Regions from separate parts of the Homo sapiens genome. Here region 1 is linked to region 2. Evidence: chromatin loops called from intact Hi-C (ENCODE). Cell type or tissue: pancreas. All regions are shown on one strand. Links, peaks and the distances in the headings refer to the core of each region. The heading gives the core; the rest is flanking DNA.

The links. Peaks named below come from ENCODE experiments on the same cell type or tissue, not always from the same donor. Only the 100,000 strongest peaks of a DNase experiment are listed, where the experiment ranks them.
Region 1: a loop joins it to region 2, with 4 times the contacts of the local background. A loop is called at or near these places in 4 of 110 quality-filtered maps.

The regions. Positions count from the first base shown.
Region 1 is chr16:35,509,665-35,521,559 of GRCh38, forward strand. LOC105371204 (a long non-coding RNA gene) reads left to right here. Exons shown (of 3, transcript XR_942170.3): 2 at 7,351-7,480. Among named protein-coding and RNA genes, the nearest start is that of LINC01566, 150 kb to the left of the region's middle. In pancreas, for the core only: no CTCF peak of the experiment used is centred there; no DNase peak of the experiment used is centred there.
Region 2 is chr16:35,569,267-35,581,161 of GRCh38, forward strand. It overlaps the pseudogene C1QL1P1. Among named protein-coding and RNA genes, the nearest start is that of LINC02167, 170 kb to the right of the region's middle. In pancreas, for the core only: no CTCF peak of the experiment used is centred there; DNase peaks (open chromatin) are centred at 5,745 and 5,995.

The DNA of each region.
Region 1 (11,895 bases), core at 1,215-9,214, 60 kb before region 2:
TGTTCAGTAAGTGCTCACTTAACGTCATTGATAGGTCCTTAGAAACTGACTTTAAGTAAAACAAAATACTGTATGCCATGGAAAATTAACTTGTTTATATCAATTAGCCAATGGTAAAATTGGTTTTATTATATAGTATATTGTTTTACTTAAAGTCACAGTTTCCCAGAATCTATCAAAAAAGTGAGAACATACTGTCATTAGTATTATGTAGTACATTACAGAATTACACTGTTATGGTATGTTATTGTAGTCTTAGCAGTTGGTAGTATAATGTGTTTCAGTTTCCCCCAAGGTCACAGAATTATCCAGGCCAACCAATAACACCTCCTGTGGGAACCAGGAGCATCTCACCCTCTTGATACTACAAAGCCTTCCCCGACACCTCCTGTTTGTTCTCTCTGCTCCCAGGTGCAATGGCTGTGTGGGTCTGTATACCTTACATAGCTTTCTCCTTCCATGATTATATGTAATGAATAACTGCTGTCAATCTCATCTGTCCAGTGATTGGTGCCATGGTTTTAACTATTCCAGTAGCATTAGGGTGGTAATTTCTCCCTCACCAATGGGGTAAAGGGGAGGCTAATCAAACAATTCACAACACTAACTGGATTAATCACCCATGACGGAGGACATCTGCTCAACTTTAACTGCTTTTGGCCTACTGGTTTCATGATACATTAAAAGTCATCTCTGTCAGAGCCATCAGTTTGTGGTGGGCTTTTGCTTTGGTCTAAATAACAATTTGTGGCCTTTATCATGATTTGCCTTCCCTGCCCACACTAAAGCACACATTACCTAGACATAAATATTCAATGGACTCTTCTCCCGCGTGACGTGTCATCATGTTTAGCCTGTGTTTGGCAGGCAGTTTGCAAGACACTTGCGTGTCAAGGCAGTGAAAACACAGCACCTTAATCAGTCAGCACTTCAGTCCTGATTACCAGGAGTCCGGCCATATCCCTGTGGTCGCTTCATCTGGTCTGCTTACTATTACTAAATGCCTGGGTAGTCATCTGAACGTTGTTTATTATTGCACACTCTCAGGACAGACCCAGGGATGGTCTTCTGTAAAATTGCAAAAACAAAAGGGACTTTTACTTTGGAGAGAATTATGCTTGTCATTCAGTTGCTCTAAGAAGTGCTACTGTCATGCAAGCAAGAACAGTGGCCTTGTCTTTTCTGAGCTGCTGCTTCCTTTGCTGCTGTCACGTGCAATCTCATGATGAGGTGTGCATTCCTTGTGCCTTATGGCTTAGGCACTGATGAGTCATAAAAAGGAGAAAGAGAATTTAATATTAGTCCCTCCCAAAACATTTGGGGTAATTCTCTCACTGTAAAACCCCTACTCATCATGTGAACTTTTAGCACTGCTGCTTACCAGTATGCCAATGGTGCAATCTTAGGATCAGAAGTTTGATGGACTCAAAAAAAAAAAAAAGTACCATAACGAATATGGGTGCTAATCCCAGTGAGATGGAGAGGCAGTAAACACCTTCTTCCAAAGAGAAGACAGATTGCAAATAAACAAATAATGATATAACTCAAGAAACTAGAAGAGGGAGAACTTATCCCAAAGTTAGCAGATGATGAAATTAATTAAAAAAACAGAGCAGAAATAAATACAATGAACACTAGAAAAAAAAAACAGAAAATGTAGAAAAAATGTAAGAACTTGTTTTTTTTTTGAAAACATAAAATCTTCCTATCTTTAGCTAGGCTAAGAAATAAATGCTCAAATAAATAAAATTAGAATTAAATGGAAGATATTACAACTGGCAAAACAGACATACAAAAGGTCATAAGATTGCTGTGTACATAGACTCCTATTTACAATGATATCCAAACAAATTGTGTAAGGGAGAAGACATGAATAAATTTCTAGACATGTACCACCTACCAAGACTGAGCCATAAAGAAATAGAAAACATGAATAGATCAGTAATGAGTAAAGAGTTTAGATCTGATGACTTTACTCCTGAATTTTACCAAACATTTAAAAAGAACCAAATCTTTGAAAAAAAATTGAAGAAACAGGAATACTTCCAAACTCATTTTACGAAGCCAGCATTACCCTGATACAAAAACCAGAGATAGACATTACAAAAAAAAAAATTACACGCCAATATCCCTGATGAACATAGATGCAAAATCATCCACAACATAGTTGCAAATGAAATTCAAAAGCACTTTAAAAGGATAATTTATTTGATGTGGGTGCCCCCCATCCCACCTTTTCTTAAAAAATGAAAAAAAAATAGCATGGCATGGTCATACATGTCTGTGGTCCTACCTACTTGGGAGGCAGAGGTGGGAGGGACACTTGATCCTGGGAGGTAGAGGTTGCTGTGAGCTGAGATCAGGCCACTGCACTGCAGCCTGGGTGACAGAACAAGATCCTCTCTCTCTTTCCCCCACTTTGTGTGTGTGTGTTGCACACACAAAGGGGAGGGGTGAGGGTGTGGATGTGTGTGTATTATTCAAAATGAAAACAATGACAATTATTTTTGTGTACATTTATATTTTTTGGAGAAAGAGTATCACTCTGTCACCCAGGCTCAAGTACAGTGGTGTGATCTTGGCTCACGGCAACCTGTGCCCCCTAGGTTTAAGCGATTCTTCTGCCTCAGCCTCCCAAGTAGCTGGGATACAGGTGCCCACCATCTTGCCAAGCTAATTTTTGTATTTTTAGTACAGACATTGTTTCGCCATGTTGGCCAGGCTGGTTTTAAACTCCTGAGCTCAAGTGATCACCCACTTCAGCCTCCCAAAGTGCTGGGATAACAGGCGTGAGCCACCGTGCCTGACCAATGACAATTATTTTTAAATTTTAGATTTTACAATCTTTCTCTCCTCTTGAATTTGAGGCAGCCTGAGCTTTGAAAACTGGCAATCTTCTATTGCAGCAATGTGCAGTAGAAATAAAATGTGAGCCACGTGTGTCAAAGTTTTCTAGTAGCAGCATAAAGAAAAAGAAATATGAGTGAAATTGATTTTAATAACTTAGCCCAATATATCCAAAATATTTTAACATATAATTAGAATGAAATCATTACATATATATAGATAGATATAGATATAGATATATATGTAACTAAATCTCTAAAATACTTTCTGATATTTTTCCCTAGCATATCTCAGTACATACTGTGTACAATTTGGGTGCTCAGTAGCCTGTTGTGGCCAGTGGCTGCCACATTGCAGGTGCATCTCTGAGGGCTCTTGACTTTTCTGACCTTCGGGAGGTAAAGGGCCTGAATTTTCCTTTTCTGCCAGATAGGAGTGAATGCCTCTTCTCTGCCAATATCACTCCTGTTTCAAGGGTAAGAGAGGTGGTGCACTGAGAGACAGGAGGGACCTACAGGAAACAAGTGTCCACAGATAGACCACTGCTGTCCGCTGCTGCTTGGTGTGGACTCATCACTCTTCCAGAAATCAGACAGAAGTCCAAAAAATGGGGACCCAGAAGGGGGAAACCTCATGTTTTTAGATCTGTCCATAGCCTTAATCTCCAGAATTTAGATGTCAAGAGACTAGATTAAAGGCAAACCTTTTATCTTGCAATTTGGCTTTGGCAAATTAAAATAGAAATAGAAATGTGTCACTATAAAAATCAATTATATACAAAGGAAGGCAATAAGAGCAGAAAAGAGGAGAAAATACCTACGAGAAACAAATAGAACTATTAACAAAAAGGAAATATTCCATTCTTTTCAGAATTAAAATGAATATATACATGGAGTGAAATATACACTGGAAATATGTAAATTGGCTAAAGAGATTTTAAAAAAACAAGATTTATTTTCTGTTGTCTATAAGAAACTCAATTTACATCTAAGCACACAGATAGGCTAAAAGTGCCAGTATGAAAAATACCTTCTAGGAAAACTGCAATCAAATGACAGCAACGTGGATCATAATTATGCAAAATACACATTAAGTCAGAACTGAAACAACAGACAAAGAAAGATGTTGTATAATGATAAAACTGTCAATTCACTGGGGAAGCTGTGTTAATAATAAATATGTGCACACTTCACATCAGGGTTCCCAAATGTATAAAGTTAACATTGACACAAATGAAGAAGGAAATGGCTATGCAAAAATAGTAAGAGACATAATTACCCCACTACCCACTATCAGTAATGAATAATAAAGCCAGACAGAAAGTTAACTTGAGAACAGAGAATTTGAATAACACTGCAAACTCTAAACCTAACAGACATATAGAAAACACTAGTCACAGTGAATAGAAGTGAAAAAACAAAAGAAACAAACACTCCACACAGCAATATCAGAATATACAATTTTTTCAATAGGTCATGAAACATTCTCCTGGGTTGATGACCTACTAGGACACAAAACAAGTTTTGCTAAATTTTAAAATGGTAAAATATGGGCCAGGGATGGTGGCTCATGTCTATCATTCCAGCATGTTGGGAGGCTGAATTGGGAGGATTGAGTGAGTTTAGGAGTTCATGGCCAGCCTGGGCAACATAAGGAGACCTTGTCTTTACAAAATATAAAATTAAAAAATTAACTGGGCATGATTACACGTGCCTGTGTGTCCAGCCACTCAGCAGGCTGAGGTGGGAGGATTGCTTGAGCCTGGGAGATCAAGGCTGTGGTTAGCCATAATTGAGTCACTGTGCTTCAGCCTGAGTAACATAGCAAATCTCTGTCCCAAAAGAGATTAAAATATTACAAACTATCATTTTTGATTAAAAGGGAATACAATGAGAAATCAATAGCAGAAAAAATACTGGAAAATCTACAAATATGTGGAAATTAAACAACCCACTCTTCAGCATGCTCTCGTTAAGGGTCGGAAGACAATATTGTGAAGATGTTCACACTACCCAAAATTATCTACAGATTCAATGTGATCGCTGTCAAATTTTAACTGTCATTTCATTTGCAGAAATACAAAAAAAATTCTAAAGCTTATATGGAATCTAAAGTGAGTATCAAGAGCCAAACAACTTTCTAAAAGCATAATATTGGAGCTATGACACTCCTTGACTTCCTAATGTATTACAAAACTACAGTAACCAAACTATTTGGTACTGACATAAAGGCAGACAGACAGACCAATGGAACAGAATAGATCACAGGAATAAACTGTCATATATATGGCCAAATGAGGAGTTATTTTTATATCCATATTCATTGCAGCATTATTCACAACAGCTGATAGGTGGAAGGAACCCAAATGTCCCTCAGTGAATGAGTGGATAAAGGCAATTTGGAATATACAAATAATGGAATATTATTCAGTTTTTTAAAAGCAGGAGATCTGATTATTTTTACACTAAGAATAAATCTTGAGGACATTATGTAAATGAAATAAACCAGTCACAAAAGGACAGACACTGTTTGACTCCAGTTAAATAAAATATCTAATGTAGTTAAACTCTTAGAAACAGAAAGTAGAATAGTATCAGTCAGAGCCTTAGGGGTGGAAATAAAAGGGTAGTTGTTGTTTCATAGGTATTGAATTTTAGTTTTACAACATAAAATCATTTTAGCGATATGTTGCATAGCAATGTGAATATATTTAATATTATTTAACTATGTACTTAATATATTTAAGATGGTACATTTTATGTGTTTTGAGTACATTAAAAATGAAAAACTTTCTAAAGAGATACATATTTATAACCTTTTTCAAAAATTACCTCCAAATCATAAAAATGTCAGAAAAACAATAAAGAGGCCAGGTGCAGTGGCTCATCCATGTAATTGAAATACAACAGGAGGCTGAGGATGGAGAATAGCTTGAGGCCAAAAGTTGGAGACCAGCCTGGGCAACATAATAAGACCTCATCTACAAATCACAAGCAAAAGGAAACTGGCAAATTAAAAAATATGTGAGACTTAAAACAGCAGACTCTTGACGGCTCAAAAAATTTAATATTATTAAGATGTCAATACTACTCACAGTGAAACACAAATTCAAAGTATTTTCTATCAAAATCCCAATGTTACGATTTTTTTAGAAATATTATTTTAAGTCCTAAAATTCTTACGGAATATCAAGGGACAATGAGTAGCCAAAGAAGCTTTAGAGAACGAAGTTAGAGGTGTCACACTTCCTGATTTCCAAACAGATTACAAAGCTATAGAAATACAACCAGAAAGACAAATAGATGATGGAACAGAATAGAGAACCCAGATATAGACCATCATGAATATCATCAGATAATCTTCAAACAAGTTGCCATTACCAAACAACAGGGAAATAACAGACCCTTTAACAAATAGTGTTCTAAAAGTGAACATCAAAATGGAAGAAAATGAAATTGGACTTCTGACTTGAACCATATACAAAAATATCTTAAATAAATTAAACAAATGTAAGTAAGATAGCTATAAAACTCTTAAAATATGAGGTAAAAATCATGACATTTGTCTTGGTAATTTTTTAAAATATGACATTAAAAGCAGAAGTAACAAGAAAAAAAGCAGAAAAATGGGACTACCTCAAATGTAGTAAGCTTTCTGGACATAAAGGAAACATTTAATGTCACGTAAGAAATGAGAAAAAAATTACAAATGATATATTTGATAGAAGTTAATAACCAGAATGTATAAACAACTTTAAAACTCAACAAAAAAAACTGAACAACCCTATTTAAAAATGGGCAAAACTCTCAACAGATGTTTCTACAAAAGAGATATACAAATGGCCAAGAGGAATTTGAAAGGATGGTCAAATTCACGAATCTTTAGAGAAATGAAAAGCAAAATCCCAATGAGATATTACTTCACACTCATTAGGATGGCCACTATCAAACGAGAGAAAATAATAAATATTTTCAAGGATGTAGATAAATTGATATACTTGTGCACTGAGTGGTGGAAAAATAATAATGCAGCCATTATGAAAAATAGTACAGAGGTTCCTCAGATATTAAAAATGGAATTATTGTACTATCTTGTTGGAGGTCAAAAGAATGAGTGTTGTGACCAACTCATTATACCACTGGAGGCTATATGAGCAAACAGCAAACTGTTCTCATGAATGCAGGATGTTGGCAAGCTGACAACTGCATCTGCAACCAGAAGGAATGCTGAGGGCAGTCATGCCCCAGGCACAGTGTTTCTTGTGGTTATCTATAGGAACATCTGGAGCCTGTTGTACAAAGAAACCAATTATGTGAGCCTGTGATAAATCAGGCAGCTGACTAACCATTACCTCTTCCTCCCTGTTGATTCTACCTAATGAATACAAAGGGCTGTATAAGCTCAGGGCCCTTGTTCCCTAGAAGCAAGGAGCCCCCTGACCCCTTCTTTAAAACAGATCTTTTTGTCTTTGTCTTCATTTCTGCGTTTGTCCTTCTTCTTCAGTCCTGAACTGACAGCCACAAGTGGCACCTGAACAGGGACTTGAACAAAGAAGGTCTGCTGGAGCAGAAAAAGTGAAACTGACCAGATGAATGAGAAACCCTGGGATGAGTCTGCCTGCAGAGGATATAAGGTCAGTGTCCTAAAGAGGTACTGGGAGTGGGAAGTTTCTGAATCAGGGTAACGTGGGGGCAGAGTTTGTCTGTTGAGGAGCAGCATTACGTGCAGTTGCTTAAAGTTTTACGTAAACAATCTGGTGCTCAGGTTAGTTCTCAAACGCTGACTAAGCTGCTGCAGGAGGTTATCATGCATAACCCCTCGTTTCCGCAGACAGGCGCTCTTGATGTGGAAAATTGGAACTGAGTAGGGGAAGGATTAAAATGGGCTCATCAAAAAGGTCTTAAAGTTTATCCTTCCTTTTTTTTCTGTTTGGAGTTTAGTCCATACTGTCCTCCTGCCATTATCTCATTCTTATTCTGCCAAACCGCAGGAGCCATGTTCTGAATCTCAAATTTTGAAAGAATCTTTTGTCCCACCCACAACACCCAAAGAAAATAATAAACAGGAGAGGGAGGATGAAAATTGGCGTCTACCACCCCCTCCAGTAGCAGAAACACCTGTACCATCTCCTTCAGTAACAGAAATAGAGACCCCACTGCAAAGAATTCTATGCTCTGCTACCATAGCTGGAGAGCCCTTAGGACATTGCACTTTCACTATTTCTGTAAGGCCTGATCCAAATAATCCACAGCAGTTTATTTATGAACATGCCTCACTAGAGTTTAAGTTGTTGAAGGAATTAAAAGCTAGTGTAGTGAATAATGGAGTACAGAGCCCATTTACTTTAGGATTGTTAGAATCTGTATTTTGAACTATGTGTCTTCCATCCTTTGATGTAAAGCATTTGGCTCACACTTGTTTGTCTGCTAGTGCATATCTGAAATGGAATTTAAATTGGCAAGAACTGTGTGCACACCAGGCTAGACAGAATTGTGCTGCCGGACACAGGGACATTACAGAGGATATGCTGTTGGGTAATGGCCCTTATTCAGACCTGGAATATCAAATGACACTCCCAGACGCTGCTTATAAGCAGCGTGCACTGGCTGCTAAATGCACCTGGGCCACAATTCCAGAGGAAGGGGTCCCAATACAATCCTTTTTACATGGCATGCAAGGGTCAAAGGAGCACTATGCACATTTTCTTGCATGATTACAAGAGGCAGTGAGGCATCAGATTCCTCATACCACTGCTGCAGAAATGCTAACCTTAACTTTAGCTTTTGAGAATGCAAACACGGATTATAAATGTGCACTGGCTCCTGTGAGATGTACTAAAAACTTAGGACATTTTCTCAAAACTTGTCAAGATGTGAGAACTGAGCTTCATTGCTCTACAATGTTAGCTCAAGCAATGGCTAATTTAGTAGTTAACAAATCTAAAAAGGGCTAAGGGTCAAACCCTAAAATGGGAAAATCTTATAATTGTGGAAAAATCGGACATTTCAAAAAGGAATGCCATCAGACCTTGGGCAAAAGGGATCTTATAATGCAATACCCAACCTTCAGCAGAAAAAATTCCAGAAATTTGCCCTTGTTGCAATAAAGGAAATCATTGGACTAATCAATGCAGTTCAAAATTTCATCAGAATGGCACCCCTCTGTCGGGAACCAAGAAGGGAGCCTGGACCCGGTCCCCTCAAACAATGAGGGCATTTCCTGTCCAGGCCACAACCCCATTTCAGGGAGGAGTCTATGGAGGAACATTGATTCCCTTTCCCCAGGAACACCCAGAAGCACAGGAATAGATCTCCCTGTCAGAGAATGGGTTACATTAGTTGGAGGAAACAAACCCACTAAAATTCCCACTGGTATTTGGAGACCTTTGCCAACAGGATATATGGGATTAATTTTGGGTAAAATCCATCTCAACTTACAGGACATTACTGTAGTCCCAGGAGTTGTTGACTGTGATTATGAAGGAGAAATTCAAGTAGTGGTAATATCACAAGATTTGTTAGTTTTTGAACCTGGAGAATATGTAACTCAACTACTGCTTATTCCCTGGGAGTTGTTTCCTTCTCCACATAAGGAGAAATGAGAGAATCAAGGATTTGGGAGTACAGCTAGGAGGAAAATTTATTTATCACAACCCATAGCATCTAATAGACCCACCTGTACAGTGCAAATTAAAGGAAAAAAATTTCTATGGGCTTATGGATATGGGAGCTGATGTGTCAGTAATATCTAAAAACAATTGGCCCCCATCCTGGCCCCTGCAATTAACTCCTACATCGCTAGTGGGAATAGGAACAGCTCAAAGTGTTCAACAGAGTGCTGAAATTTTACCCTGTCTCAAACCAGATGGACAGTCATGTACTTTTAAAATTTATTTTGCAAATGTAACTGTTAACCTATGGGGCCAAGATTTACTTACAGCATGGGATATAAGACTTGCAAATGAAACTATTGACAATCCAGGGTTCAAAATGTTAAAGAAAATGGGATGTCAGGCAGAAAAGGCTTAGAAAAGTCCCTACAGGGAAACACTGATCCTATATCAATAGCTGGGCAAACAGATAGAAAAGGGCTAGGTCATCAGAATTTCTGATGGGAGTCACTGATATTTCTCCCCCATCTACTGTTTTACCGCTGGAGTGGCTGACTAAAAAACCTGTATGGGTGGATCAGTGGCCCCTATCACAGGAGAAACTAACACAATTCCATCCGCTAGTAAAAGAGCAAATGGATGCAGGACATATTGAAGAGTCAGTTAGCACCTGGAATTCATCAGTATTTGTAATTCCTAAAAAGTCAGGAAAATGATGACTGCTACATGATTTGAGAGCTATTAATGCACACATTAAACCAATGGGTGCATTACAGCAAGGTCTGCCATCCCCGGCAGCCTTTCCAGGAGGCTGGCCTCTCAAAGTAATATATCTTAAAGATTTTTTATTTATTTTTTTATTTTACTGTTACATGAGCAGGATAAGCATCGATTTGCCTTTTATGTGCTTTCTGTTAATCAAAAAGAGCCTGTCTCTCATTATCAATGGAAAGTCTTACCCCAAGGCATGCTTAACAGCATTATATCAGCATGTTGTAGGATAGGCATTAAAGGTGCCTCTGAATATGTTTCCCACAGCCTACATCCGTCATTATATGGATGATATTCTTTCTGCCCCTCCTACAGATCAAATTTTATATCAGTTATTCAGATAAATAAAATGAGCTTTGACTTAAATGGAATCTCAAAATAGCTCCAGAAAAGGTGCAAACAACCTCCTGATACCAGTACTTAGGCACTATTGTTACTGAAAGAAGTGTTTGGCCTCAGAAAGTAGTCCTCCATAGGGACAGATTACAAACTTTGAATGATTTCCAAAAATTATTAGGGGACATTAACTGGCTGTGCCCAATGCTAGGTATTCCTGCTTATCAACTCAAACACCTTTATCAGACCCTTCAAGGAGATTCTCCATTAGACTCTCCTCAGCAACTTACTAAGGAGGCAAAAGCTAAGTTACAACTTGTAGAGCTGATGTTTTGGCAACGACATGCCTCCTGGCTACAGCCACAAAAGGCTTTGCTTCTGTTTATTCTTCCTACCCCCCATTCAGCAACAAGACTTTTAGGCCAATTCATAGTCAAATCTGTAGTAGTATTAGAATGCTTTTTTTAAATCCAATCAGACAGTGAAATCTTTGCAAGTTTATCTTTCTTTAATTACTCAACTTATAACAATAGGTAGGCATAGATCAAAAATGCTTATGGGATATGATCCAGACAAAATTATTGTTCCCTTGGATTCCCAACAACACACTGCAGCATGGGAAATGTTGACTGCATGGCAAATTGCTCTTGCAGATTTCATAGGAATAATAGATAACCATTATCCATCAGACAAAATTTTGCAATTTTATAAAGTTCACCCTTTTATTCTCCCTGTAATCACTCATCACAAGCCTATTCCAGGTGAACAGACCTATTTTACTGATGGTTCTGCCAAAGGACACGCAGCTATTTATGGACCTAACATACTTAGACAATAAAGACCTCTGGAGCTTCAGCTCAATGCTCAGAATTAATGATAGTTATTCAGGTTTTACAGCTCACCACTTCATCTCCTAATAACATTGTTTGTGATTCAGCCTATGTTGTAAATGTAGCCAGTCGTGCTGAAACTGCCACTATTAAGAGCACCCTAGAACCAGAGCTGCTTAACTTGTTTCTAAGACTTCAACAAGCTGTTCGCTCTCATGCTACTCCTTTTCATATTTCTCATATTCACTCTCACACGCAACTTCCTGGACCACTATCTCTAGGTAATGATAAAGCAGATAAACTAATCGGTTCTGTATTTCAACAAGCCCAAGCTTCTCATGCATTACTGCATCAAAACACCTCTGCCCTTACTCGTATGTTTCATCTGCCTCATGGACAGGCTGCAGCTATTGTGCAAACCTGCCCCACTTGCCAGCATGTTCCTGGTGTTGCACTTGTGGAAGGATGTAACCCACGAGGCTTGGCACCAAATGAAATCTG
Region 2 (11,895 bases), core at 1,574-9,573:
TGGGCTCAGCAATATGCTACAATGCCTGCTGAGGGCAGGGCCACGCAGAGTAGTCTTCTGAGTGTCATTGTTGGTTGAGTGTGCATAGAAGTGTGAGTTGGAGACCCAAGCCCACCAGTAACAGTCTCAACAGTGGTCTGAATCCATTCATGAGAACAACAATCCCACTTGTGATGCTGTACTGGTACAGGAGTTATGGCTTATGGGTGTGCTGAAAGCAGGTCTGAGACATCAAGTGGGTGCTAGGTCCAGCAATATGTCACAATCCACACTTTGTACAGGACCCAGGCAGGAGAGGAGAGTCACATCACCTAGGTGATGGGCTCATAGGTATGTCACAATGCCTCTTCTTGGCATTGCTTAGGCAGGAGAGGCATATCATTTGAGTGCAGTGTCCAGCAATATGTCACAATCCCACTTGGTGCAGGGCCCAGGAAAAAGAGGAGAGTCTCTTCACCTAGGTGATGGGCCTGTGGTATGTCACAACTCCCACTGTGTGCAGGGCATGAGGAGAAAGGAATACTTCCATCACCTAGGTGATGGACCCAGGGATATGTCAAAATCCTTTCTGAGGACTGGGCCTAGGCAAAAGAATCACATTACCTAGGACCTTGTCTCAGTTATATTTCACAGTCCTACTGGTGAGCTGTACTGAGGCAGGATAGTCAAATCAGGTGCTAGACAAAGGTATATGTAACAATCACACCTTCAGAAAGTCCAAGGATGAGATAATCCCACACATGTCCCAGCTCAAGGTATGAGAGTCAACACCTCCTGTGAGTTGGGCCCGAATACACCAGTAACAATCTCAACAGTGGCCCAAATTCATACATGAGAGCCACAATCCCACCAGAAACTGTGTCCATGTGCAGGAGTCATATGCTACAGGTGTGCTGAAACCTGGTCTGAGATTCTCCAAACTACCTGTGCACTGGATCTATGTATGAGAGTTAACATTTCAACTTTCTACTGCTACCTAGTGTGAGATACAGAACCACAACAGTGGTCTCTGGCCATGTTGGAGGGTGACAATTGTTACTGTCAATAACTTCCCTGTGGACAGTGCCCTGACAGCAAAATCAAATCACCTGTGTGCAGGCCTCAGCAGTATGTCACAGTTCTCTCTGTGGACAAGGCCAACGCAAAAGAGGAGGGTCAAATCACCTAGTTGATGGTCTGAGAAATATGTCACAATGCCTCGGTAAGCAGGTCCCAGGCAGGAGAGGCACATCACCTGGGTTCAGAACTCAGTGATATTTTAAATTCACAGGAGGGAAGAACCTAGGCAGGAGAGGAGAGTCACATCACCTAGGGGATTGGCCCAAAGAAATGTCACAATGTCCCCTGTTGGCTATCAATGGGGGAGAGAGAAGAGAATAGTCACATTACTCAGGACATTACCTGTTTCTCTAAGCCTGGCTCGGAGGGTCAAAATCTCTTTTATTGGCTGGGTTCACATGTGAGAGTCATCAGCATTCTTGTAAACTGTGACTAGTTACATGTTGCAATCCCACCTGTGGGCATGCACCAGGCAGTAGAGTCACATTACATGGGTGTCAGGTCTAGAATATATCACAATTTTCTCTGCAAGCAGGGCTTTTAAAGGAGAGTCACAACATCTGGATACTAGGCCCAGTGATATGTCACAATGCCCACTGTAGGCAAGGCCCAGGCAGTAAGGGAGAGTCACATTACCTGGGTGCTGGGCTCAGGGATACATCACAGTACCCAATAGTAGCAAGGCCCAGGCAGCAGAGGAGAGTCATATAACTAAGATGATGGACCAGTGATATATTGCAATCCCCACAGAAGGCAGGGCCAAGGCAGGAAATTAGTGTCACATCACCTAGGTGATGAGCCAATAGATATGTCACAATGCGCCCTGTGGGCAGGGCCCAGGCAGAGATACCACATGATCTAGTTTCTTGGCTCAGATAGATGTCACAATACCAACAATTCGTTGGGCCCAGGCAAGAGAGTAAAATCAATCAGGTGCTAGGCAGAATTATATATAACAAACCTGCAAAAAGATCCAGGAATGAGATTCACAAGCCTGCATATTCCCTGGCTCCAGGTATAAGAGTTAACATCTCCAGTGAGTTGCCCCCAAGTCCTCAGATTACAATCCCAGTGGTGAACAGGATCTGCGCATGAGAGCTCCACTGCTTTTGTGAACAGTGAGGCAGTAGTGTAGTCACAGCCTCACAGGTGTGCTGAATTTCGGTCTGAGATTCACTATCCTACCTTGGGTTCAGATTCACATATGAGAGTCACAATTCAAACTTTTGAATGCCTCCAGATATGAGTTTCAGAACCTCAACAGTGGGCTGAGCACATATGTGAGGGTGACTCTTCTAATTGTCAGCTGCATGTGCTTATGAGAATCACAATCTCATCTGTGTGTTGGGCCCTGTTATGACACTGTCTATGTCACTCAAGGGCTTTATACTGTATGCATACATGTCATAATCTTCTGTGACTTTTCCACAAGTAGGAGACCTAGGACCTTACCCAGTGCCCTAAGCCTATCTATGAGAGTCCAAATCTCTTCTCTTTGCTGAGTCCATGTATGAGAGTAATCATCATGCCTGTGAGCTGGGCTTAGGTATATGAACAATCTCACTTGTGGGCAGGGACCTGGCAAGAGAGTCACAGCACCTGGGCTTTGGGACAAGGATATGTTGATATCCATCTTTTCAGCAGGGCCCTGGCAGAAAGGTCACATAAACTGGGTGCTGGGCTTAATGATGTGTTGCAATGTCCCATGTGGGCAGTGCCCGGACAAAAGAGAATAGTCACATCACCTAAATGGTGGGCACAGAGATATGTTACAATGCCCTCTGTGGGAAGGGCTTTAGTAGGGGAGTCACATCATTTGGGTGCAAGGCCCAGCAATATGTAAAAATATTCACTGGAAGCAGCACCCAGGTAGGAGAGGAGAGTCATGTCCCCTAAGTTATGAGCTCATAGCTATATCACACATATTCCCCCTTTAAGCAGTGTCCAGGCAGTAGAGCATGGTCAAACCAACTAGGTAATGGGCCCAAACCTATGTCATAATCCACTCTGAGGGCAGAGCCAAGAAAAGATAGTGACATCACCAAGGTGTTTGGTCCAAGTATATTTCACAGTCTCATTTGTGGTCTGTACCCACGCAGGAAAATAAAATCATTCAGGTATTTGGCAAAAGTGTATGTAACAATCACACCTTTGAGGAGGTACGGGGTGAGATTCACAATCCTTCACATGCTCCAACACGAGGTATGGGGGTAAACCCCTGCTGTGGATTGGGCCCAACTGTGCAAGTCATAATCTCAATGGTGGACTGGATTCATGCATGGGAACCTCAAGCCCTCCTGTGGACTGTGTCTGGGTAGGTATAGTAGCTACCATTTACAAGATGCATAATAATGGTCAGATGCTGAACCCAGAGCTTTGCATGTATTATATCTCATTTAATCCTCACAACCACCTTTTTCCCAAAGGAGAACACTCAAGGCTCTGAGGGTAGGCTATTTACCTAAAACCACCAGGTTTAGAATTGGCAAGCAGGTCTTTAATTTTATTTATTTATTCAGAGGCAGAGTCTCCCTCTCTTGTCCAGGCTGGAGTGTAGTGGTGTGATCATAACTCACTGCAGCCTAGAAGTAGGCTCAAGTCTTCCTCCCACTTCAGCCTCCCAAATAGCTGAAAATACAGGACTGTGCCACCATGATGGGCTTTTTTTTTTTTTTTTTTTTTTTTTTTTTTTTTTTGCAGGGCAAGGGTCTCCTAATATTGCCCAGGCTGAATTTGAACTCCTGGGTCTAAGGGATCCTCCCATCTCAGCCTCCTAAAGTGCTCAGCCTTGCATGGGGAAGGCCAGAGATTCCTGTGGGCCATCCTCGTGGGTCAGTAGGGGGAGAGTGTGACCCTGAAGTAAGCTTTTCAGGAGAAGAGAGGATGGAATGTCATTCTTTTTTTGATACAGAGTCTTGCTTTGTCACCCAGACTGGAGTGCAGTGGAGCAACCATGGCTCACAGCAGTCTCGACCTCCCGAGCATAAGCGAACTTCCCACCCCAGCCTCCAGAGTAGCTGGGACTGCAGGCACACATCACCACATCTGACTAAGTTTTTACATTTTGTAGAGATGGGGGCTTCACTGTGTTACCCAGGCTGGTCTCAAACTCCTGGGATTAAGCAATCCTCCCGCCTTGGCCTCCCAGCGTTCTAGAATTATACGCGAGCGCCACCCCGCCCCGCTGGGGTGTTATCCTTTAGCGGCCAGCCAGAGGCCTCCCATGGCAGAGTGCTCCCTGGTGGGCTGGATAAAGGAGGGAGAAGTAGGAGCAGTGGAACAACAGGAGCTGGGCTTCAGATCACGTGACAAATACTTTGATGGAAGCAGACACGCGTCGGTTTATGCAACCTAAACACTCTTCTGAACCTGAGGAAGAATAGAGCCTCCCACAACCTGATGGAAAGAAGAGTTAGGGGGTTGCTGAGGAGTGTGGGGGATGAGGAAGAAGAAACTGAAGGGCTGGATGAGATCCACCCCTCCTCCTGGAGGCTGGAGAAGGGGTCCATGAACCCGGGATGTATTTGTACCTGTCAGCATGGAAAAATAACGTGGGGTTGCACACCTTCTTAGGATCCACGTTTCTCCCTGGTCTAGAGGCAGAGATAAGGGGATGGATCAGAAGAAGATGGAGGAAAAGGGTCCCAGGAGAAAGCTGCCTGGCTGGAGCTCCGTGAGGGAGGGGCAGAGGCGTGAAGGGGTTGAAGGAACTGCCCCTCCTGGGGGAAGGCGGGTCTCTGGAACAGTGAGAGCCAGAAGCGCGGAGGCGGCTGCTCTCAGTACGCGGGCTCCGCTGGGCGTCCCGACTGGCCTTCATTCCACCCCCGGATCTCCCAGACTGGGGTCTTCGGGGCCCACGAACCTTACTCCTATCCTCTTTTCCCCTCACAACCCTGTTCCTCATCCTACCCTTTCGACGTCCACCCTGTCGTCCCCCAAATCGCTTTCTTTGACCCCTGCAGACCCGGGCACCATCCCTCGCTTCCACCCGCTGCGGTTCGGGCCCCTCGCGCCTCCCTTTGTCCCTTTCAGTTTTTCGCGTGACCGACTCTCGGGGCCTCTCCTTTCTCAAACCCCTTGGCGCTGTCTAGCTCTCCCCATGGTCCTCTCTTCGGTTCGCACTTTGGTCCTTACTCTTCCCTTCCCTGGAAGAACCTCTCCTGTTTTTCTGGTTCTAGCCGCCTCCCCATTTCCGAGTCTCAGTCTCTGGCTTCCTAAGTCTTGCTCTTCCTCTGGGTCTCCCGCGCAGGGCTTCGCGGCCCCGCCCCTCTGCCCCTCCCATCTCGGCCCTCGCCCCTTCTCTGCCCCTCCCACCTCGGGTCCCCGCGGCTCCGCCCCCCTCTACCCTTCCCATCTGTGGTCCCGACCCTCTGCCCCTCCCACCTCGAGTCGTGCCCCTCTCTGCCCCTCCCACCACGGGGCGTCCGCAGCCCTGCCCTGGTGCCCTCTGAGCCACGCGGAGCCAGTGCTGCTGGCCGGAGAGCAAGGAGACAGGAGGAGCTGGGTTGGAGGCGGGTGGAGGCGGGGGTTCCTCACTTCAGACAGCTCAGCGCGGGGCCCGAGGCCCAGCCCCATGCCCACAGCTCCTCCAGACCCTGGGTGAGCCGGACCCCGGTGAGCGCGGGCCCCTTGCCTGCAGGCCCCAACCACTGGCAACATTGTGCTGCTGGCGCAGCCGAGCTGCCTGGCGCCCCCCACCTCCGCTCCCCACGCCAGCGTGCTGATGCTGCTGATAGTGGTAGTGCCCATCCCGGTGCTGTGGAGGGCAGGGGGCCCAGACAGACACCATGAGATGCAGGCCACCTGCAGCGTGGTGTACGACCCCTGCCTTGTGCAGGGCCCGGCGCCGGCGGGTGGCCAAATGCCTTGAGGGAGCAGAGCAGAGCGATGCGCAGTCACCCTCCACGCTGGTGCAGGGCCCCCAGAGGAAGCAGGGCTTTACCAACAAAATGATCCCCCGCCCCGGACCTCCTAGGGACCCGAGTCCTCCAGGCCCTTTGGGGCTGCTCTGAAAGAAGGGTGAGCCAGGCAAGCCGGGCCCTCGGTGTCTGCGGACGCGGGGACAGCGGCGCCATCAGCACGGCCACCTACATCACGGTGCCGTGCGTCGTCTTCTACCTCAGTTTCAATAAATCCCACACGAATGTTAGGATGTGCTGAAGTCTGACGGGCGCTGCGAGGGCAGCAATATGTGCGCAGACCTCTGCAAGATTAACCAGGTAGGCCAGTTGATGGAATGAGGATGACCCAGGGCTGGGCATCCATGGGTCCCGGGTGCAAAAGGGCACGCGATCAGAGTTCGCGGGGTTGCCAGGTGGACGCAGATGGAGAACCCACCCCACAGCGGCCCTAATGAGGCATCACTTACAGGAATGGTTAGAGCTAGTGGGTATCCCTGACTCATCGGTCCATGCGCACCAGTTCCAAGACAGAAGCTACTGGGCACCGGTGGCGTGAAAATGCAGGGAATAAATCCAGGTAGTCAGAGCACAGGGCTCCTAGCGCGGACTTTCCCCTGGGAAGATGATTCAGGCTCATACCAATGGGCGATAAGCAGATGGCAAGAATGAGGCAAGAGGTAGAAAGAAGCAGCCTTGGCGCCTGCGAGGGCCTCAGTGCGTGGTGATGTGCACAAGTGGAGAAGGCGGGCTGCAGGGAATTTTTAAGACACAAAGGCAAGGGGAGGCTGGAGCTCAGAGCCTTAGCTACAGTAAGTCCTCTGCCCTTGGGAAGAGACATGGGGCTGATGTGACACCCTTTGCAAAATCTGGAACTGGGGAGCTCCTTTCCACTGTAGCAGAACTAACTCACACAAGAAGGAGGCCTGGCGGGGGCAGGGGCACGGGTGTGGGGGGGCATTTTTCCTCCTGAAGCAAGCGAAGAGATGAAAACTTCCCTTCCTCATGGTCCTCATGGTCTCTCAGCTCCAATCCCTCCTGAGCCCTGGAGTGTGGTGGGATCCTCTTCATTTCCATTTGCAATTCCAGACACTGGAGCTGCAAGGCGCCCAGTGTGTGCGGACTCTGTGGACAGCAGGACCTGCCTGAGCTCCTACTCTCTTTGGGATGGCTGGCCCCAGGACCAACCTCCACCCATCCCTGCCCTGGGGCTCAAATGTACCCACCTCTTTTTTTTTTTTTTTTTTTTTTGAGATGGAGTCTCACTCTGTCGCCCAGGCTGGAGTGCAGTGGCGCGATCTCGGCTCACTGCAAGCTCCACCTCCTGTTACCCACCTCTCTTGATACCACCTCTCTTTCCAGTGCTCCCAGCTCAGGGTTGCCTGGGGCCCTCGGGGCATGGTGAGGTTGAGCAATCTCTTGGGAGAAGGGGACCCTGGTCAGAACTAAAGCAGGGCTGGTGGGAGTCATGGAAGAATCTCCTGAGATTGAGCCCCAAGGCCTTGTGGTAGCCTTTCCCAGGGCAGCACTATCCTGAGGCTCTGCTGGCCTTCAGGTTTTCAAGGCTCGGGGGCAGGCAGGGGAGGTCAGCAGAAAGCCTCTCAGGTACTTGTAAGTCAGGGCCCTCTTCTCTTTCCCCTGCCTGGCTGCTCCTACCCTCTGATTTCTGCCCCTCCCCTGCCTCCTTTCTATTGCTATTTCTTGTCCTTCTCTCTCATATGTCTGACTTTTCTGCCTCTCTCTTTCTGGGTTTCTGGCCTCTTCCCCCACCCGGAGTCTAAACCCCTCTTTCCTGTTCCTTGTGTGTGTCTCTCTCATTTGTGTCTTTCAGGCTTCCCAGTGCCCCTCCTCTTTCTTGGTTGCTGGCCAAATTGGAGACCCCGGTACCCAGTAAGGGCTCATTCCACAGACAGCCCCAAGATTTCCCTTATTAATCACCAATAAGGGATGCAGCAATGTCACCCTCATCAATGGAATTTCTTCCTTTCCCAAAGAATTTTGGGCTGGCACAAAGCTGAGGTTTCAGGGGATTGGGGGCTTGCCTGAATAGGGAGGCAGTCACCATGCCACTGGTTGACTCTAGACCCTGCTCCACCTCAGGAGGTCCCAGCAGAGCTGCAGAGATGAGGAGAAGCCCCAGAGGTGACCTCCAGAGAAGAGGAGGCCCCAGTGATGGTGTGTGCTTAGGGTGGGGGAACTTGCTTGACACTGGGAGGTGAAACCATGTCAAAAGCCCCTTCTCTTTTCTTCACCAGGGGAAGGGTATTCACTGGAGATGGGACCACAGGCTAGTAGAAAAGAAAGGAGGTTGCTTTAACTTGGGATTTCAAAGGCCCAGCACTTTAACAGTTCTTCAAACCAGTCCCTAACCCCCACAAAAAAGCCAGGGGAAATAGGCCTATAGCCCCTACCCCATGTCCTTTATGACTTCTCCTTCCAAATTGCCCAAGACTCATTTGACATCGTTGGTCATTCCCATTGTTAGTTTTGAGCCCCCACTAGGAGCCAGGTTTGGGGCTTGGTGAAAGGAGTTCAGGCCACTTTGGCCTCTAGGACTTCATGCCATATACTGGAGGAGCAGTTGTAATGTATAATCACACACCCCAAGGAGTCTTGTGTTAAAGCTGGGCTGGGAAGCCAATTAGTGACTTCTGTCCCCAAATACGTTGTCTGGAAGGGAGTGATTCATCGGGGCCTATCCTTGCTTAAACCAACCAGATGGTGGGGAGAAGGTGGTGATCTTGGTCTCTAAAGTGAGGAGATGCTGCTATGGAGAAAATAAAAAGGTCAAGTGTAGGGAAAAACTGGCTCAGAGGTGAACAAGGACATTCAAATAAGCAGGGAAAAAAATGACAGGACTGGTCAATGGATTAGAAAGAAGTAAGAAGCTTACACTTCCCACATCTTAGAACCAGGGACTGCCCTTGACACTGCACTATTTCTTCCTGGCTTTCTGCCTACAGAGACTTCCAGAATTTAGTGGAAGAAGGCAGAGCTGAATCTGGGCTCTGTGTCTTTCCAAGGCAAGATGGGGGTGTAGGGTCATTCATTGTCATGCTTGGTGCTGAGGCCCCCTCTGTTCTTGTCTGAGGCCCACTGGCCCCGTCCTTAGGAGCATCCTTGAGCCAACACTGATCAAACTTGTGGCACCAAGCCCTGGTAATTAGGATATGAGGAGCCTGAGGAAAGAGCTCTAGATTGGCAGTGGTGCCCTGGGTGCCTGCAGCTGCCTCCAGGATCTACAGTTCAGTTGAGTCAGAGAGGACACAGAATTGATCAGCTAGGCAGGGGGCTGTGTGAGGATGCCAGGGCCTATGGTTTGGGTGCTGTGTGTCTGGGGTAGGAGGCTGTAGGGAGGGGAGTATCCCAATGGGCAATGGCTCAGACAAGAGTCTGACAGAGGTGAGAGGTGCGGGCATATGTAGATTGAGGGCAGTGGTATAAAGACCTAACTAGAGATCAGCCTCTCCCTTGGTGGTTGGAGATCACCCACTCCCCCAGCTATCTTCTCTGGCCCCTAATACATTTCAGATCATGGAGCACTGTGCCTGGCACAGTAGGGACCCAATAAAATATGTGAAAACACAAGTGTCCCTGATGGGCCAGGCTGGCTCCCTGTAGGAGCCACACGTATACACTGGATACCCTAGGACATGTTTCCTGGCTACTCGTTTACACAGTCCCCTGATCAGACAACTGCCTCAGTTTTCCCTCCTGGCAGCACTTGAGGAGGTAATTCTATAGTGACCTCTCATGATAAGGCTCATACCTGCTTTCCTGCTTCCTTGGCAACCTCAGTTCCCCAAACGTCCCCTTGGATTCCAGAAGGAGCTAGATGCCTCAACTGTTTCCAGTTGGGTGGAGAATTGGGACTCTTGGGTTCCATTCCTGGATTCCCACCATCTAAGAATGAAATGGCATACATTCTCCTGCCTCCATGGATAATTAGGATAATTACAACAATCATGGTGATGAATAATTAACAAACATAAGCATAACACTTCTGATGGAGTCACACTGCCAGGAGATTCCTAATGACAGATGACTGCGTTCTAATAAAATTTGGCTATGAAGGAACACACTCTTTTAAAGAGTTGAGGCTAAATTAATCAGTGTAATAGAAATAATTGTTATTAGTAGCAATTTATTAGCAAAGATAATGAAATGCATGTGTATTAATAAATACTACCAGGATTGGGCCCCAGGGAACAATACAGAAGCTGGCCGCTTGCTTCCAGCTCTTCCCTAACAGCTCAAAGTCCCATCAAGATCTATTTTTTTTCTTTACCATCAAAAGTCTTTTACAAAGGTGACAGTGGTAAGGCAAAATCTTCTCATCCATTTTTTGGGACAGAGAATCATAGCTCCTTGACAGATGGCATCTCCTCCCGACCTGAATTTTATTCCCTTATCTTTAGCTAGACAAGTCTTCTCAGCTAAGCACCCAAACAGTACCTTCCCAGATTGGTGAAGAAGAGGTTGAGGGGATAGCAGAGCCTGGAGAATTGAGTTTTAAATGGAGAACCGCATGCATATATGTTGGACCCTCTTCATTGATGGATTATGGCTAATGAGCAGCTTTGATACGGTTGACCTGCAGTTTTGGCTCCAGCCCGGGAGAGTGGATGGGCTTCTCCTCTAATTTGGCTTGGTTCTACCCAGACTTCAGCCCTGGGGTTGGGGATGGAGCTGCCTTCAGGGAAGGAGCAAAATAGAGAGAAATCATGGAGAAACCCGGCCGTGAGAATCCCACTCCGTGCAACCACCCCACACCACAGGCACCATCCTAGAGATGGCTGTTCTCTTCCCATTCTCTACACAGAATATCCTGGAGAGGCCCAGGATCCTCGAGCTCAGGCCTTGTGTTTCCTCAGCTGTTAGAGGAAGGTCTGGAGATCATTCATGCACCACCACACAATATCTTATGATTACACTAACAGCCCCCATAAGTGACAGTAGGCTCTAAGCCCAAGTGCTGGTGCTCTTTTGACCCACTTTTCTGCCTCTCTCTCCTCATTCCTCATCAAGGCAAGGGCCAGCAAGGATGTTCTATGAAACCAAAATTCCCAGGAGGGAGTAAGGCCTAGATTTCCTTCTTCCTACCCAGTTCTTTTGCACCACTGTGGGGAGAGATATGAGAAGCTAAAAGTCCTCTTTGGGTGAGGAGTCACAGCTAGACAGCTACAGCTCCTTGGAGGCTGTCTCCCAGGCCCATTCTAAGCCGTGAGAGGAAAAAGCATTCTCAGGCCTTCCATGTCACTGCTGCAGTGAGAGATTCTGGAATGAACTTCAGACAAGGAGTCCAAAGACCTGGCCTGGTTCTGGGGTGGTTGCTGATGAGCAGCCTGATATTGGTCCAGCTGCCTGACCTATGGGGCCAAGGCATGCCTGTGTGTTCATCCACTGACATACAATGGAGTAGGTGTCATTGAAGCATATGGCATCATTATGAAAGCAGAGGAAGGAACGATGAGGAGAGAAAAGGAGGACCAGAGAATTCCTCTCTGCAAGAAGGACTTCCAGGCTTCCTGGAGAACTTAGGTTCTCAGCAGGCCAGACAACAATACCTAGTGGAGTGAAGGAGGACAATTCTACCTTGACTTCAAACTCAGGCCGGGATTAGACCTGCCCTAAAGATCCAGAGCTCCTCTAGGCCCCCCTCCCAAAACACTTTATGTATGATTGGCAGGGAGTGGAGTGGGATCAAGAGAGAAGCTGCCATATCATGCCATATAAGTCCTCTCAGACAGGTGAGGAAACTGAGGCCTGGAGGAGGACACCAAGAGCCTGGACAGGCAGCTGGCAGCCTGGAGGCTCTGAGGTCTAGGCAAACACCACCCCAACCCTCAGCCAGAGGCAGCTGGACTCCCAGCTTACTCACTTATAAATCATTCAGGTTTGCTGGGCCACTGGCCCTCCCTAAACCCTCCACCCATCT